Regions from separate parts of the Mus musculus genome. Here region 1 is linked to region 2. Evidence: chromatin loops called from intact Hi-C (ENCODE). Cell type or tissue: heart. All regions are shown on one strand. Links, peaks and the distances in the headings refer to the core of each region. The heading gives the core; the rest is flanking DNA. Region 1 holds the start of Ppp6r1 (protein phosphatase 6, regulatory subunit 1). Region 2 holds the start of Kmt5c (lysine methyltransferase 5C).

Region 1 (8,685 bases), core at 257-8,256, 82 kb after region 2:
TTTTTCTTTCTTTCTTCCTTAAATATTCATTTAAATGGGTGAATAAATTTCGTAGCTAAGAATGGGTAACTCAACAGATAAGTAATATGTGATCACAGTTAACTTAGCATTCATACTTACTTCCTGGACCTAGGTGGTTATTGTAAATCTTTTCCATAGTTAAAAAGATGTATATAAGTGTCTTTGTTTGTATGTGCTCTTGGGGTGGGGGTGGGGGTGCCTTTTGAAGCTAGTGAAAGGCTTTGGAGCCTCTGGAGCTGAAGTTACAGGTAATTGTGAGCTGCCTCGTGTGGGTGATGGGAGCTGAGTCAAGATTCCCAGCAAGAACAATTGCTCTTAATCACCGAGCTATCTCTCCAGGCTCTAGTATTTGCTTTTTTACATTTGTAAGGGTGTATGTGGGTATGTGTATTTATGTGTGGGAGCGTTCCTGGTGTAAGTACCACGGTGCTTGTGTGGAGGTCACAGGACGTCAAAGTCAGGTCATCAGGCTTGGCAGAAGGCTCGTTACCTGCTGAGCCATCTCGTCAGCTCTGCTCATCGGTTTTGTGAAGCACCCCCTGCTTCAACGCTGAGGGTTTTAGCAAAGCTATGCATAGCAAATGTGCGTCAGCGATGCTCTGTTGCATCTGTGTCTCTGTGGACACACCTGATGTTTACAGAGGGACAGCAGTAACTAGGAGAGGCAGGACACCTGCTAGCAGCTGTCGATCCTGACCTCATCATCCCAGGAACTTGTGACCTTAATATCTGTCCCCATAGAGCACTGGATGCTGCAGACCAGCCTGGCCTGGTTTCAGGCAGACAATGTGGGGGCCTCCATGCTGCATTTGTATTTATCTCCCAGGAGACCCTGAGCAGAATTGGAAATTCCAAGTCCAGCCTTGCTCCACCCTTAGAGGTGCCCACCATCTACAGGCAAACAAACCAAGCTTTATATTAAAAATTTTTTTTTCTCAAAAATAAAGACAAGGTTGGGTATTTTTTTTTCTCTCAAAAATAAAGACAAGGTAGCAGGGAGGCAAAGGCAGGCAGATATCTGTTGTTGGAGGCCAGCCTGGTCCCTGTGTGTAGCATTGCAGGCCTGGTGCTGGGGTTAAAGCTGGCCACCCCTGTGCCCAGCAGGACAGTTTTCTCTTTACTCACTCCTAGTGACAACTTTTTTCTTCCATCACAGCTCTACTGTGTAGAGTAGGGATGGCCTTTTTGACCTCATTGACTTAACTACCTCTTCTTAATGTTTTAGTTACATTTTCACTGTGTTAGCTTAAAGTGGTCTCAGACTTGAAATCCTGTTGTAGGAAGTATAGTTTGTCTCCAGTCTCTCACGACTACAGACACTGCTATAGGAACAAGTGTTTGAGGCAGGGGACACGGGTCAGTTGGCAAAGTGCTTGCAGTGCAAGCAGAAGGAGCTGAGTTCACAGCGCAGGAAGCAGGGACAGAGGATCCCTTGGGGCTCATGTGTAGCCAGTCCAGTAGAGTCAGTGAATTCCATGTTGAGTGAGAAAGAAAGTGTGACTGGGAAAATGAGATGGAGGCTCGCACACAGCGTCAGTCCTAGCACTGGGGAAGAAGCAGGTGGAGCTCTGTGAGTTGGAGGCCAGCTTGATCTACAGAGTGAGTTCCAGGACAGCCAGGCTGCATCGTGAGGAAAGGGAAAGAGATGGAAAACAGTTGAGGAAGATAATCGTTAAACTCTGGTGTCCACACCCATGTGCACACGGATGCACTCATACCCAAACACATATGCGTGCACGTGCACACACACACACACACACACACACACACAAGGTGGATGGCTTCTGGGGCCCTCTTGTCTTCACACACACACGCACACACACACGCACACACACCCTTCTCCATACCCATAAAAATGGAACTTAAAAAAAAAAATCTAATTACTGGGGGTGGGGGCTCATGTGTGCCATGGTGCCCAGGTGGAGGTCACAGGAAAATGTGTAGGAGTCAGTTCTTCCCTTCAATCAGTGGGTTGTGGGGATTGAACTTAGGGGGCTGATGTGAAGACTGACCAGTCTGGGAGGCCGCAAGACTCTATGTGTGGAGTTCAGAAACCCATGAGCAGGGCAAGTGATCATGATTGGCGCAGTGGTCCTTGGGAAAGGCTGGGCGTCCGGAGTGGGAAGGTGGCAGGTAGTTTAGAAATACAGGAGAGTGTTCTGCCTGCTGAATGTATGGCAGGCAGGTCTGCCCGCGCTCAGGACTCCTCTCACCCTGATCCAGGAGGAGCTGGAGTTCTGTGAAAAGCTGTTACAGACCTGTTTCTCTAGCCCTACCGACGACAGCATGGATCGCTGAGACCAGGTGGCTCCTTGCTTTCTCTCCGTGGGAACCCCAGGCCTCCTGCCTCCCTCCTTCCCAGGCACTCTCTCTTAAGGGATTGCCAGGCCTTGTTTGGGCCTGGGCCTGGGCCTGCCAGCCCATCTCTGGGTAGCCCCCTGGAGGGGTTGCTGAGAAAGGTGCTGGCCCCTTGATCCCCTCCCTTGCTTTCTGTCATCCTTTCTTCTCATGTCCACACTGCTCTTCAAATAAAAACATTTCTCCTGCTCCCTTATGCTGTCTTGCATTGTTTTTTGGAAGGTTCTTATGGAAGGAAGGAGGGGCTGAGCTTAGAGGATTTGGGGAGATGGTCACTAAAGGTATAATAAGTGTTGCTCTTACCTCAGAGCTGCTGTCTTTTCTTGCTGTGTTGTGCTGGGACCATCTGTTCTTTAACACACACACACACACACACACACACGTACTTTTAAAAACATATTTGAGTGTATAAAGAGGGGCATGGCCTGTGAATGGAGGTTAGAGGACAGTGTGGGGCATTGATTCTCCCTTTCTCCCATGTGGGTATTGGGATCGAATTTTAAGTTGAGCCAGGTTATGGGCTTGCACAGCAGCCACCTTTGCCCATGAAGCCAGCTCGACATCCTTGAAGTTTTGTGTGAAAGTTAATCTTCATTGCCAAGTTGGCAGGATTTAGAATCACCATGGAAACACATCTCCAGTGTGTGTATGAGTTTCCAGAAAGGTCTAACTGGGGAGAGAAGACCCATCCTGGAATTGGGGGTGGGGTGGGGGGGGGGGGCAGGCTGAACTTAAAGGAGACAGGGAGCAGAGCTAGTGTTCACTTTTAATATGAAGGTGCTCTCTTACACAGAACTCAGTTGATACAAGATCGAACAAAAATTAAAAGCAGCACAGCCCAGGAGAGACAAGACGAAAAAAATTACTGACAGGTGTTAATCTGTGCAAGTCCATTAAAGCCATTTGAGAAGGGGTGGAGAAAAATATCTACATCCCTTGAAAGTCAAAATAATGACTGACGTGAAATGTCCCCGAAATATAAAGTCCTAATCTGCTGTTTTAAAAAAGGAAAACTAATGTTTCTTACATGCATTTATCTAGTCCTTACAGCTGACCTCTAAAACGGGCACGAAGGAGCAGGGGATGAAAGTTGGGGTAAACCGAGGCTCAGCGCTAGAAAAGGCCCTTTAGTGACTGAATCCCGGCGTTAAGGGGTTCCTCCCGGTTGTTACAAGAGGAGGCTTTGTGCAGCAACTGGCAACAGTAGACGCGGCTTGGGCAAATGCCTGAGTAGGAGGTCAGCCAGAAAACCTCGGCAGACGCTTAGGCATCCGGGACGAACCCGACTGAACAAAAGCAACCAGCTTCGCGTGAGGACGAAAAGTTGGAATGGATTTCTTAGGAGTTGACTCGAGTCAAAGAAATATGGTTGAAGGAGTCGGAATAACAATCGGATTTCCGAAGGTAGCTTTCAGGGCGAAAGATCCTAGAACCGAATATTCAGCGGATTTTGGAATGTAGTCACAGAAAACGGGGTTCTGGCTGCAGCAGCGCCTGCGCACTGGGCCCTCTAGGTTTATTCAGGGAGAGAACATTGGCAACCGTGGGCACGGACAGCCGCGGAGTTCCGGAGTGGGCGGGTTCTGGGCGCCAGCGCTCACCGCGCACGCGCCTCGCCAGGCCGACCTAGCGGCCTCTCGCGCACCTGCGCACGGAGAGCGACCACGAGAGGGCGGAGCCTGTCTTCTTGCGTCCTCCCGCGCTCGGGGCATTGTGGGACAGTGGCGGAGGTAGCCCTGCGTCGGAGGCCTTAAGGTGGACGGCTGGGGCCGGGGAGACCCAGCCGCTTCGGGTGACAGTAAAGCCGAGGGGACGGGCGTCGGCTCTCGGTGCAATTCTGCACCCGTCGGGCTGCGGAGGCTTCTTTTTCCTGTCCCGCGGGTGCCGGCGTGTCAGTGTGTAACCCGCGGCGACTTCCCCCGTCGCCCTGCTTCGGAGGCGCCTGCGCGGGCCTCGCGTCGGCCACGGAGCTCTGCGGTGGAACGAGTGCGCCTACTTTTTCGCGACGACCCGAACTCGTCGAAGCTCGGTGGTGAGGCAGGGGATTCCCTGTGACTGGAGGGCGCTTGCGCGGGTTCGCGAGCTCCGGCCCGGGCGCCTGCGCGAGCCCACCGGCGCCGCCCCCGCCCCTCTTAGCCGGCCCCTCGACAGGGCCGGAGCCGCCGGCGGCGGGGCGGCAGGGGCGCCCCGATGAGCCCCGAGTGCGAGGAGCCGCCGCCCCCCCGCGCAGGTGAGCCCCGCAGCTGCCTTCCCGGGCGTGCGCCTTCTAATCCGGAGTCTTTTCCTCAAATCTCCCTGAGCGCCCCTGAGTCTCTTAGTATCCTCCCTTTCACTCCCTAAGTCTTTTAGCCACTTGCCAGTATCATCAAGTCTATTTCCTGTCGCCGGGCCTGTGTCTACTTCGCTGTCATTCCCAGCCCGTCTTCCTCGTCTATTGGGGACCCTCTCTAAGTCTCTTAGACTCTTCTCCCCGCAGCCCCCAGCCCCCATCTCTTCCCACTGGGATCTACATCACCTCCACCTATCATTCTGACTCAGCTCTCTTGGGATTTGGGCCCACTCCCCTGTCCCCCCTGTCGTAGTCTTCCTCCTCTAGGGTGCCTTTCTCTTTCCTTCCTCTTGCCTGCTCTTTTGTGCTCACCTCTGTGTCTACCTACTCTTTTCACTCTCACCAGCCTTCGTGGACTCTTGACCTTTTTGTTTCTCACCCTCTGCTCAGGAAGGCAAGGTTAAACAGGTCTTTTCCTTCGCCTTGGCTGTGGCTGTCCTGTCCCTGTTTGTCCCTAGTTTCCTGTGGTGAGGAGGCACTTTGGAACCACTGTTTGGTGCGCTACTGGGTATTCTGTGAGATGAGGCCCATTGAGGGCAGAACTTGGTTGCTGGGTCCAGGAGGGAGTGGTCAGTGGAAGTCCCTGGTACTTTTATCTACTCAGGGAGCCAAAGGCAGAGCTGGACAGTCACAATTACTGTGTGTTGTGATGGTGGTAACCCAGGGTGCTGTGGCAGCAGGCCGCAGAGTGGGAGAGACTGGTGAGACCGGCCGGATGGGTGACTTTTCTGTCGAGGAAGGCTGAGTGGGAGTTAACAGATGGAGAGTGGGAAGAAGAGCTTTCCAGGTGGAAGAAACACCGCGTGCAAATATGTGAAGGTGGGAACACTGAGGGAGCCAGGATGGAGTGGGTTGAAGTGTTAAGAGGGCAAGGGTGGAATGGCTTGGCTGGAGCTGCTGTCCAGGGCCTTAAGTGACCTGGTTGGTAGTCCTTTTCCCCCCTCCCTTCGGTGGTGGTACTAGGGCTCAACTCCCAGTTTTCCTGCCACGGAGCAAGCATTCTACCACCGACTGAGCTACACATAGCCTGAGCCTCTCCTATTGCTTTTAAACTATGAGGCAGTATCTTGCAAATTTTTTTAGGCTTGCTTTGAACTCTGAAGAGCTGGTGGGCTATTGACGCACAATCGTCTAATCTCAGTTTTCTAAGTACCTGGGATTAATGTTTATGTTGCCAGTCCAAGGGAGTTATGGTCTTGACCACTCCTTATATACTGAGGCAATTGTACTGAGGATGTATTACCTGGAGGCAAGATGTTTCTGGAAAGGAAGCTGCACTGTATGACAAATGTGGTACTGGGTTGAGGGTTGTAAAACTGCCACAGAGTTGCTTCCATCTTAAAGGAGAAGTTCTGTCAGACTCAAGGCCAGTGTTGCAGGGACTGGATTGCTTCAACAACACAGTATGAGTTGTTTCTATGTGCATTCTGCACAGCTAATGTGGACAGTTCACACGAGAGCACTTGCTGTGTTCTGCCACATGCACTTGGAGTTATCTTGTGCTCTTTGAAATGTTTCTCCTGTGGGTTTTTTGTTATTTATTTTCCTGGTAACCTTTGCCTAATGCAAATCATTTTGCCCAAATTCAGTGACTCTACTCTAGTTTTAGGGTTGGTATAATGAGGAATTACCTAGAGCAAGAGTTTTTGTGAGTTAGACTTAGTTTGAGTCCTGGTGCTTGCCTTTCCTAGTGGTGAGTCCTTGGAAAAGTTAGGCAAGTGTTCAGTACCTGTTTCTCCTCTATAAGTGGGCTAATAGGAGGGCTGTCTGTGTAAAGTGGTTCAGGATATTGAGTGCAATGTTTGTAGATGCCTATCAGAATGCAAGGCACACAGCAAGTATATCGAATCAGTATCTCTTAGGATTATCATCTGATTTTTGATAATATATCCCAGTAGTTCTCATTGGGTATGATATGTCCTCTCGGAGACATTTGGCAATGCTTGGAGACCCTATGGTTGTCAAAACTGTAGGAGTAGAGAAAGTAAGCTTCCCACGTTTAGTGTATATATCCCACCCAGGGATGCTATTGATTGTCTTCTAATGCACAGAGCAGCCACTCACCACAAATAGCTATGTAGTCTCAGCTTCTATTGATGCCAGTAGAGAAACACTGCTACTCTGCTATTTTGCTTAAGTATCTTATGTGCTTTGAGCTTCTGTGTGGTGTAGGAGCTGTTGTGTTTTTTCCTTTACATGCATCCTCTTTGGTTGTTTGCTTTTGTTGGGTCATGTGGCATCTTTTTTTTTTTTTTTTTTCCATTGAAGGAAAACAGTCTTGTCTCCCCGCCCCTCTTTTCTACTTTGGGATCTCTGGCCAAGTGACCTTCAGAGATCACTTTCTCTTCTCTGGCTTCTGTTTCCATTAATCCAACAAGTACTTTTACTTTTATTTTGAACTGGAGTCTCATCTGTTTCAAACCATCTGGCCTCAAACTCACTTTGTAGCCAAGGATGACTTTAACTTCTGATCCTCCTGCCTCTACTTCCCAAGTGTTAGGATGGCAGTGCTGGTTCACTGTTGGGATTTGAGCTGAGGGGTTTTGTGCATTCCAGACAAACACCTGACAAATAAACTACATCCCAAGCCCCCCAAAACACTTGGTTTTGGATCTGGCAGTATGTTAGATCTTAGGTGGCATCTCTAGAAAGTTGCAGATGCCTGCACGGGCCTACCTTTTCCTCACAGCTGAGGCTTGTGTGTTCTCATAGAGCTTTGGAAGGAGGCTTGCCAGAGAACGCTTCTGGAAGGAAGTGGTGTCAGAGTAGAGGTCTGACAGTCTCAGGAGGAGGTAGTCAGACTCAGAGCTTGTAGGGCAGGTAGAAGGCACAGCCCCCATCCTGAGCGTAGTCAGTTGAGGTTCAACTGTTGAATTCTTCTGCCATTAAACTTGCTGCAAAAGACAGGTAAGCGGTCTAGCTGCTATGGTAAGAGTTATTGCCCAGTACTGGCTTAGTGGGGATACATCCATACCAGACCATGGTTTTCCCTTTGCACATCAGTTTTATGAATTCTCCAGAAGGGCTGCATTACAGAGATTTCTCAGATGAGGACACTGAGGCTCAATGCAATTAGAGAGATTTGGAGAGAGAAAATTCCAACCCTGGTCAGGAACAGTGGTATATGCCTATAATAAATAGGCAGAAGGAATACTTGAGCTCTGGAGTTTGAGGCTGTCTGGACACACACATAGAGATTTAAACTTAGGTCTTTGGACATTTAGTTTACTTTAGTCTTAAGATAGGATCTTGCTTTATAGCCCCGACTAGATCAACTATCTAAGTTCTGGCCCATTAATCCAGGTTTCCTTTCTGTTCTTCTAGGGGCTATTTCACATTTGTTCAGTAAGCTGTTCCTTTTTCCTTTTAAATTTGTGGCCACTCCAGGAGATGATGAGTACTGAGTATAAACCGTCATGTTTTCACGTTTCATGTTCATGGCCAAGTGTCCTTAGGCTGTTTTCTGATTATTCTTCCTTTGGGGTTGGGCCAGAGTTTCTATTTCCCTTAGAATGGTCCTAGGATCTGAGGGGGTTGGCTACCCCCCCCCCCCCCCCCCCGTTATCTCACTCAGGCCTTTCCTAAGCCATGGGAAAGTCCCAGCTCATTTTTCCATGTGACCAGGTCCTTCTAGCAATGGTTCCTTCTCCAAATGGTTGTCCCCCTGTGCTTGCTTTGCCAGGGTGGTGGTGGCTCTGAAGGCCACACTGCGTGTCCTGCTCAAGATGGTTAGGTTGCTGCTACTGTCTCTTTATCCCTGGTATTAAGTGTCCCAAACCCCTTTTCCAGATTTGGCCAGGAGTTGGCTGTGGCATTAAAAAACAGAGGCATGATCCACCCAGCCTTTTAAGGAGCTAGCCTGCCTGCTGCTGGTCTGTTTCCTTTCCTTCCTAGAGCAGCCAGCCAGCCTGAGGGGCTGTCCTGATGCTAGAGCCTTTGAGCAGTCAGGTCTTGGAGCCATCTCACCCTCCAAAGGT
Region 2 (8,685 bases), core at 307-8,306:
GCTACCCTATAGACTCCTCATTCTTTTTTTTTTTTTTTTTTCCGAGACAGGGTTTCTCTGTATAGCCTTGGCTATCCTGGAACTCACTTTGTAGACCAGGCTGGCCTCGAACTCAGAGATCCACCTGCCTCTGCCTCCCGAGTGCTGGGATTAAAGGCGTGCGCCACCACACCCGGCGTAGACTCCTCATTCTTATTTCTCTCCCATATCTGTAACTACCTCTGCACTCCCTATCTGGGAAGGAACATGGTCACCATCTAGCTATCTAGCCAGCCAGCCACTCAAACCTGACACCCAAAATGATCCTTGCCTGATGTCCTCCAGGCCAACTGGCCAGTGCCTGAGTGTAGCATCTCCAAGAGCCTTCTCCTCTCATCCTGCTGCTCTTCCTTGAGGTGGTCCTTCATCACCTGCCAATCTCCTCATGGCCACCCTCACTTTGTATACCTCTTCCCTTTCTACTGAGCCTCCTACACACTGCTGCCATAGCCATCTAGAAACCAAACCTCCCATTATGCTGCTAGAAGGAGAGTCGACTAAGTTTAGTGGTCAGATTGCCACCATCTTTGGTTATGGGGTGCCTCATCAGAGACCCAGCCACAGGGTGTGAAAGCTTGCCCTCCTGTGCATCTGGTTTTCTTCAGCATGTAGGAAAACTCTGCTGCTCCAGAGCCTGCTGATTCCAGACCACTGTTACCCAGTAAGCAAGCTGATGACTGACTGTGCCTGGTGCCCTCTCCTTTCTGTCCCACTCAGTGTCTACATGCAAGGCAGAGGGCCTAGTGGGGGCTGTGTGTCATTCATCCTAAGAGCCTCTGACACATGGAACAAGTCTTGTACGTTCTGAGGTACCCACCACCTGACCTCAACAGCAGTCTTAGCGGGCGTCAACAGGAGAAACCTAAGACCTGGCCATACAGCCATAACGCTTTCCAGTTCTAAGTCAGGAAGCTGAGCTTTGACCCTTACTCATGCCATGGGTGCTCCCAGAGAGGGCCAGAGGTCTGTGTCCTGACAGAACACAAATGGGGGGCTTCCAGGGGACTCCCCTTACCTTCACACACACACACACACACACACACACACATTTTTATTTTATGGTCACTGGTGTTTTGCCTGCATGTATGCTTGTGTGAGGGTATAAGAAGCCCTTGACCTAGACCTACATACAGGTGTGAAGGGCCACACGGGTCCTGGGATTGAACCCAGGTCCTCTGGAAGAGCAGCCAGTGAGTGCTGTTAACTGCTGAGCCATCTTTCTAGCCTCCTTTTTAGTTTTTTGAAGACAGGACCTTGTTACTATATAGTCTTGGGTGACCCGAAACTCACTGTGCAGACCAAGCTGGTCTCCAACTTATAGCAATTCTCCTGCCTCTGTCTCCCAAACACCTATTTCACAAGTTACAAGGTAGGGTACTCAACCAAAACTCTGTTATTGTTCTTGTTGGTCCTGTGGGTTGATCTCAGGTCACTCATATGCTAGGCAAGAGCACTACCACTAAACTACTATCTGTTTTGTTTCTGTGGTACTAACTCAGGGTCTTACACACACTAAGCAAGCACCCGGCCCTGAGCTGCATCCCTAGCCCTTTTAAAATAAAGTTTCACTCAAGTTACCAAGATTAACCTAGAACTTAGAATTTTCCTGCTTTGGTCTCCCAAGATGCATGAGAAGACAATATTATACCCACTGGACCTCCCAAACCCTCTGTAACATGTCCAGCCCAGTCACCTCCCCCTCCCTCACTTTGTCCTTCCACCCACAGTTTCTTAGCAGAGGTCCTTGGCCTCCTGGAATTTCTTGGCTTCTTCCCTGCCCCTGCCTTCAAAGCTGCCTGGTGAGATTAGCCACCTGCTAATCTGTCTCCCCATAACACCCTTGCCTCCGTTTTGGTCAGTAACCCAGGCTCTGCCACAACTGATTCCCTGTCTGATGTCCTGGAGGGCACATGCCTTCCCGTGTGCTGCCCACCCTAGGTGCTGCTACCAACTATGAGGGACTGCAAAGGATAGGAAATTGCCTTGTCAGGTGGGAGAGTCCAAAACCAGCCCTCCCTCAGTTTCCCTCAGATTCCCACATGCCTGCCCTTTTCACACTCTGAAGGTCTCACCTTGCAGTTGGGTTTGCAGTCTGCAGCCATTGGGTGAACAACAGAGAAAAGAGAAGGAGTGAGCAAGTGAGCCCAGCCTCTCCCCCGTGTCTCATGCACTCGCCTGCCCCCCCCCCCGCCCCCCAGCATCCATCCCCTCTCCAGCCTTGCCCTCACCATGGTTGATGAAGGCAGCTGGGCCAAGCCACAGCTGGGCACTCCTTTTTCGGGTGGAGTACATGATGCTGAAGTCGTTCTCACCGGCCCTAAGCAGGTCTTCATCCTCTTCACGCAGCTCTGCAATGCAGCCCACCAGCAGCTCCAGCTTCTCATTCTTCTTCCTGTCAAGAGGCTGGGCTATAGGGCTCTGAGCGATGCCTCCCAGTCTTTGCTGGGGAAGCACCCTGGGAACAGGAGCTCTGAGGCACAGGGCCAGCCACTGTATCCTCCATTCATTCTCTCTCAAATCCACTAGGTTGTCCTGTGTCACTAACCCCACTTTCCCTGGGTCCTACCTCATCCAGACGGACTGGGTCTCTGCTCCCAGCAGCCCCCTTACCAAGCACGGGTAGACACAATCTTGGCCCCATTGGTCTCCATGGAGTAGCGGGTGCAGGGCAGAATGGTGAAGCCACTCTCAGGCAGGAAGGCGCGGAGGTAGCAGAAAATCTGAGAGAAGAGTGGGGGAGGGCAGGAAGATGAGCCGGGCCAACCACAGGGGCCTCTTTCTCTTGGACCAGGTCTACTTTGTCACTGACTGTGTGGCCTGGGTCATCTCTGGGTCTAGGTGTCCTCATCTGTCAAAGGAAGAGGAGGGTGGACTCATCTCAGCTCGCCCGCCCCCAATTCTCTTCTTCTAGGCTTCTGGGCCTTCCTTGCAGGCTGTCCCCAGCAGCAAGGCAGTCTTGGGCCTGGGGGCTACTCTCCTGAGAGATCTAGAATCTGCCAGCTAGATGGAGAGAGCACTGTGCAGGGCAGGCTGGGGCATGGGCTCCCTCACGTGGGTCTTGAGAGCAGCCTCCTGCCGAGGGGCACGGCTCTGGAAGTAGTGGGCCATCCAGCCTCCTAGCGTCAGGGCCCGGAATGCAGCCTCCAGGTCCCGTTGCCTTAGGAAAGCTTCCAGTGCTGAACGAAGGTGGTGTTGTCGTCGCAAGGTGGGCACAGGACTGGGAGAAAGGGTATGCCTGGGTTCCAGGGACTTCCAGGCCTCCTGGCCCCCACCCGAAGCTTCAGGGAGACCAGGCTGAGAATTGTAAAAACATAAGAGAAAGGGTCCAGGACCCAGGACCCCCAAGTTCCCCCTCACCTGACATTCATCTTATGGGTGCGGAAGCCGAGGTAGGGGTCAAGAACAAGGCTGGTGGCCAGGTCATCATTCTCGCACAGTTCTCGGGCTGTCACTCGATCAGGCCCCATGGTGCTTTAAAAACCATGCTGCTCTGGCACAGAGCATGGATGTGCCGCTCAGGCGCTGCATGGGGTGTCTGTGGGCCCCAGAGCCTGCTTATCTGCAGGAGAGCACGGGGGTAATCAATATTGACTTCATGGGACTCTATGTAAGAATGACACCCAACAGGTACTTTCGAGTGAGGAAACCTTAAGAAAAATAGTCTCCTGTGCAGTAAGTATTTCCTCCCCTCTTGCAAAACAGATGCATGTCCCCCAATCACATACACTACCTTCCCAGGACATGGACACTTTCTCGAATGTCAGCACACACAAAGACCACTTTGCCAAGTGCACATGTAAGAGACAGGTCCCTGTGTACCCAGGCGGAAGGAAGATTAATTAACTGCCTGAGATAACTCCAAAGGCTTAGCATGGCAGGAGGGAGTTGGGATAGCTGGGCTCTCATCAAGGGAAAGGGGAAAAGGAACTCCATAGGAGCTTCTGGCCTGCCTTTGCTGACCCCCTGCTAGGCTGATTCTCCCGTCCTCAGCACCTCCCTCCAAGGTCACCCTCCTCTGGGGAGTGGTCAAAAGGTTGTGGGTGGAGCCCAGGCAGCCATTAGGGGAAGAAGGATCCAGTCCCTAATGCCTCTCCGAGGACTCCAGCAAAAGGGAAGCCCGCCAGAGGACAAAAAACAGGAAGAAGGGAGGAACAGAAAGGAGAGGAGGAACAAGTCAAAACAAAGGGTCGGAGGCAAAGAGGGGAAAAAAATAGATTCAGAAAACCAAATCAAATAAAATGGAGGGCCAGGTTACCCAGTACCCTCACTGTGGTGTGTCTGACAATTCTGCGCTTTGGGAGAGAGCAAGAAGGCAGAGTGTGGCAAGACACACTCCGCCACTCTGGGAGAAAGATCTGGAAAAAAAACGGTCTGGGTTAAATGAAGAGGGTGCTTAGAAAAAAAGCCTGGAAGCTGGGAAAAGACAAAGTGAGGTGTAGGGAGTATGATGTGAAGGGAGAGAAAGGGGAGAGAAAGATGGAGGGAAGTCAGGATTGGCGGGGGTGGGGGGAAGAAGGCACCTGAGGTTGCAAGGGAGGAGCCCACGAAATCCAAAGGGTAGATATGCCTGGGGTCCAAGGGAAGGGCTTAGCGGTTCCAAGCAGGGTTTGAGGGAATCCTGGGGGATTTGAAGTGATGGAAACCTGAAAGATCCTACGGGTTCGAGGAGGGAATTGAGGGCGCTAAGTAGCTAACTAAAGCCTGGGAAGGTTGCAGAAGGGGGCTGGGGAAACAGAGAGTCAGAGGAAGGGCCTCAGAGACCAGGATAGTGAGACAGGAGTCAGGAAGTGCCCTGAGTGTGACAGGGTAGGTAGGTTACGATGCAGGAAAAGGTGGTGGGGATGGGCCCTGGTGGGGCAAGGAGCGACTCCTAAGGTGCAAGGAAAGTCCTGAGAGTGAGAGAGGAGTCTGCATGGGCTCCAAGGGTGCAGGGAAGGGTACGAGTGAGGAGCGCGTAGATCCGCGGGGCTGGAGACTTGGACCGCAAGGTTCGAGGAAGGGCCCGGGGACAGCCGGTTCAGGGGGTGACTGGGAGGCCGGGCGGCGCGGGGCGGGGGCCAAGAGGGGGCTCAGAGGTCGGGCCCCGCGCCGCCCCTCACCCGCTTCTCCTCCTCCTTCTCCTCAGGAACCCGCGTTGCAGCCGCCACCTCCACCCACCGCCTCCTCCGGCTCTCGTCCGACACAGCCGCCGCGCCTCCCCTCGGCCGGCGTAACAAACAGCTTAACCTTCCTTTGGCCCAACCCGCCGTCACTCTTCCGTTGCTATGAAACTCGCGCTGTTCTTATTGGCTGACTCTCATTGCTCTCTTTTTCCCGCCTCTTCTGGCCCCAGTCGGTGCCCTGACAAAACCCCTCCACGCCCACTCTGTCAATAAATCCAGCGAACTACAGCCAATGGCTCGGGTCGCTGTCATTCAGGCGTTGCCATAAAAATCTGTCCCGCCTCTTCTTCTGCACTGTCCCAAATCAGTGCTTTCATTGGCTTAAAGAGCCGTCGCTCCAACAGAAACTCTGTTTGGGTCAGGTTATTCAGGTCCAAGTGAAAAGAGGGAGGGCTCTGTCAGAGACAAACTTCGTATATTATTGGTTGGCCTTGGACAGGACCACGCTTCCATTCGTTAAGGCCTCCGCCCATCACCCTAAATCCGGAGCTCTATTCTCTTTCTTTCAGCTTGAAGTGGGGCAAAATCCCTGAGCGAACCAGGAAGGAAAGAGGTGAATGCACACACGCGCCATCGCGCTCCCGGCCCCAGGAGACCATTGGTTGCCATGGCAACAAAACTTCAGTGCCAACCCTGCTTAGCAAGAAGATCTTTTCTCTTTCCCAGTATTCCTTATCTTTGGAAAATTGTACCTACAAGAACTCTGTGAAGTTTTCTTGTCCTGCCTGTGAACAGTTCAGAAAGAGACGACGCTGAGAAGTTGGGACTTAGAAGACAAGCTCTGATTCATGGGGCACTCCCCTGGGGAAACCCCTTAATTAAGATTACCCACCTCTTCAATCCTGCAAGTATAATTAGCAGGATATCATAATTACGTCCAAACAAGTAAGCTTACTTTTGTTTTTGTCTTTCCTGAGTTATCTATTTGGTGGGTTAGGATAATGCCTACAGCACAGAATGTTTTGTTACTACAGACTGAAGGAACAACCGATTGAAGTGAGATGGGACATTGAAATGGCCCAGTGTGTAAAAGCACCTGCCCACAAGTCTCATAGCCAGGATCCGCATAATGGAAAGAAAGCACCGACTCCTGAAGGTTGTCCTTGACCTCCACATTCATGCCAAGGCGCGCGCGCGCGCGCGCGCACGCACACACACACACACACACACACACACACACACACAATTGATTAAATCATAGTAGCTTCTCTTTTGAGACATGAGCTTTGACTGTCCTAGAACTCACCATGTAGATCAGGCATGAATTTGCTCGTCATCCTTGCACAGGAGCCATGCAAATCTTCACTGTATCGCTGCAATTTTAGTATATGTGCTGCTGCAACATTTTGTTTTTAAGGAGGCTGAAGTTTTGCACCGTTCTGTGATCTTGGGGTTTTGCCAACTCACAGCTTCATGGTTGCGTCTACAAAGCAAATATCATACACTGATATACTTTCAAGTGTCTGAGGTCCATGCCTCACCACCCTTCTCTCTCCTAAATTCTAAGACAGCTCCCTACCCTAAGCAGCTCTCCGGGTTAGGATGACTATATCGTCCTTGGGTGCTGTCACATTATATGAGATTTTCAAATGGCTAATAAAAATATATTTAAGGGAAAAAACCCCACTAAATAGCAAAGTGTCTTCCAGACTGTTGAAGTATATTCCAGGATGAGGGTATAGCCTGTGGGTATACAATATGCACCATGGGTGAGGCTTGTGGTTTGATTTCCATTTTGAAAGAAAAAGAGATGTGCCTAGCAAACAACTGGGTAGAGAGATTTAATACAGCAACATGGCTACTCTGGCTGGAATACATTCGTGTTTTTTGTTGTTGTTGGGTTTTTTTTTTTAAGATTTATTTATTATTATTATATCTAAGTACACTGTAGCTGTCTTCAGATGCACCAGAAGAGGGCATCAGATCTCATTACAGATGGTTGTGAGCCACCATGTGGTTGCTGGGATTTGAACTTCGGACCTTAAGAGCAGTCGGTGCTCTTAACCACTGAGCCATCTCTCCAGCCCCTACATTAGTGTTCTTAGCACACATCTTTAATCCCAAACAATGACGGTAAAGTTAGTTTGTAGAAGGAGACACGTGTGTTTGAAAGGGATGTTAACTGAGAAACAGATGAAGTGAGGAATCAGAACAAGAGTAGATAGAATAGGGATATGCCCAACTCTCTTGAGAACAGAGAGAAAACAAGAGGCTACTTAAGAGAGAGCAGGGCAGAGAGAGTGAAGGAGAGAGGGCAGTTTTACCAGGACAGTTGTATAGAAACAAGTGTGTGTGTGTGTGTGTGTGTGTGTGTGTGTGTGTGTCTGTGTCTGTGTGTGTGTGTCTGTGTGTGTGAGAGAGAGAGAAAGAGAGAGAGAGAGAGAGAGAGAGAGAGAGAGAGAACAAGCTAGACACAGGTGAAGACAGAACCATTTAGAGAGTAAGAAGGAGCCAGAAGATTAGAATAGATGGCCAAAGTTGGTATGAGGCCAAGCAGAGCAATTCAGGAGAAGCAGAGAAAAGCCAGGTTGAATCAGTCAGCGGGAAGAGGAGGTTTGAGCCAGAATAGCTGAGTTGATCAGCTAGCCAGAGTTCAGAAAGATCTGGAAAGTGTGAGTGTATTCAGCAGCAAGTCTAAGAGGCTGAAAACATTCTAGGCCTAGATTAGGTTGTATGGAAGCTAGAAGCTTCCAGGACTAGGCCTAGGCTAGCAGACGAAGGCAGTAAGCCTCCAAGTCAACAATTAGATCAGATGAATAGAAGATACTTTTACACAACTGAGACCTTGTGCCAGCAGCCAAGGGAACAGCTCAGGTATACTCCATTGAGGAGTTGGGACAGGATGTCATCTATCCAAGGCTGCTCTTTACGACCTTGAGTTTCCTAATCCTTTTCATCTATCTTCAGACTGCAGATATGACAGCCCTCATCACAACATTTTTACTTGGTGCTGTGTGTTAAACCCAGGGCTTCATCCATGCTAGGAAAAACTCTACCAACTGAATTATATCCCTGGAGCTTTTGACTGTCTTTGTTTTTGTTGTTTGCTTGTTTTGAGACGGCCTTTTGGGGCTCCTCTGTGTCCTGGAGCTCCTTCTATAGACCAGGCTGGCCTCCAATTTAGAGATTCGCCTTCCTTTGTCTCCCAAATGCTGACATTAAAGACATTTGCCACCACTGACTTTTTGTGTTTCTGAAAGGGGGTTTCTTATAGCCGGAGTGGGCCTGGAAGTCATTGTGTAGCTCAGGCTGTCCTTAAACTCAGAAGAGCCTCCTGCCTCAGACTCCTGATTTCTGAGATTACAGGCACCTGACCTCATAAGCAGAGGTAAGCTGTAACAGGTCCCCATACATTACTAGACCACAGACCTTAGCACAACTGACGCCATGACAGATGTGGTATTCTGGCCTTGAAACCCAGCTCATAGACAGCACCCTCTGCCAAAACAAGAACTGATAGCTAAAATCCATCCAAGTCCATGGT

The links. Hi-C counts contacts between places; a loop is a spot of excess contacts. Peaks named below come from ENCODE experiments on the same cell type or tissue, not always from the same donor. Only the 100,000 strongest peaks of a DNase experiment are listed, where the experiment ranks them.
Region 1: a loop joins it to region 2, with 6 times the contacts of the local background. A loop is called at or near these places in 1 of 42 quality-filtered maps.

Annotation. Positions count from the first base shown.
Region 1 is chr7:4,654,405-4,663,089 of GRCm38, reverse strand. Ppp6r1 (protein phosphatase 6, regulatory subunit 1) reads left to right here and starts at 4,140. Exons shown (of 24, transcript NM_172894.2): 1 at 4,140-4,609. Hspbp1 (HSPA (heat shock 70kDa) binding protein, cytoplasmic cochaperone 1) reads left to right here. Exons shown (of 8, transcript NM_001360629.1): 8 at 2,245-2,574. The coding sequence ends at 2,319. In heart, for the core only: a CTCF peak has its summit at 4,024 (motif pointing right); DNase peaks (open chromatin) are centred at 3,999, 4,749 and 5,359; H3K4me3 peaks cover 3,352 bases; H3K27ac peaks cover 3,061 bases.
Region 2 is chr7:4,736,693-4,745,377 of GRCm38, reverse strand. Kmt5c (lysine methyltransferase 5C) reads right to left here and starts at 5,251. Exons shown (of 9, transcript NM_146177.2): 1 at 5,139-5,251; 2 at 3,397-3,598; 3 at 3,091-3,256; 4 at 2,650-2,759; 5 at 2,268-2,431; 6 at 2,112-2,131. The coding sequence starts at 3,506. Gm24537 (a small nuclear RNA gene) reads right to left here and starts at 6,546; the gene lies at 6,445-6,546. It overlaps Gm42369 (a long non-coding RNA gene), which reads left to right and starts at 5,298. Exons shown (of 2, transcript XR_881802.3): 1 at 5,298-6,086; 2 at 6,176-6,388. In heart, for the core only: a CTCF peak has its summit at 5,240; DNase peaks (open chromatin) are centred at 2,867, 3,487, 4,087 and 5,407; H3K4me3 peaks cover 4,117 bases; H3K27ac peaks cover 5,125 bases.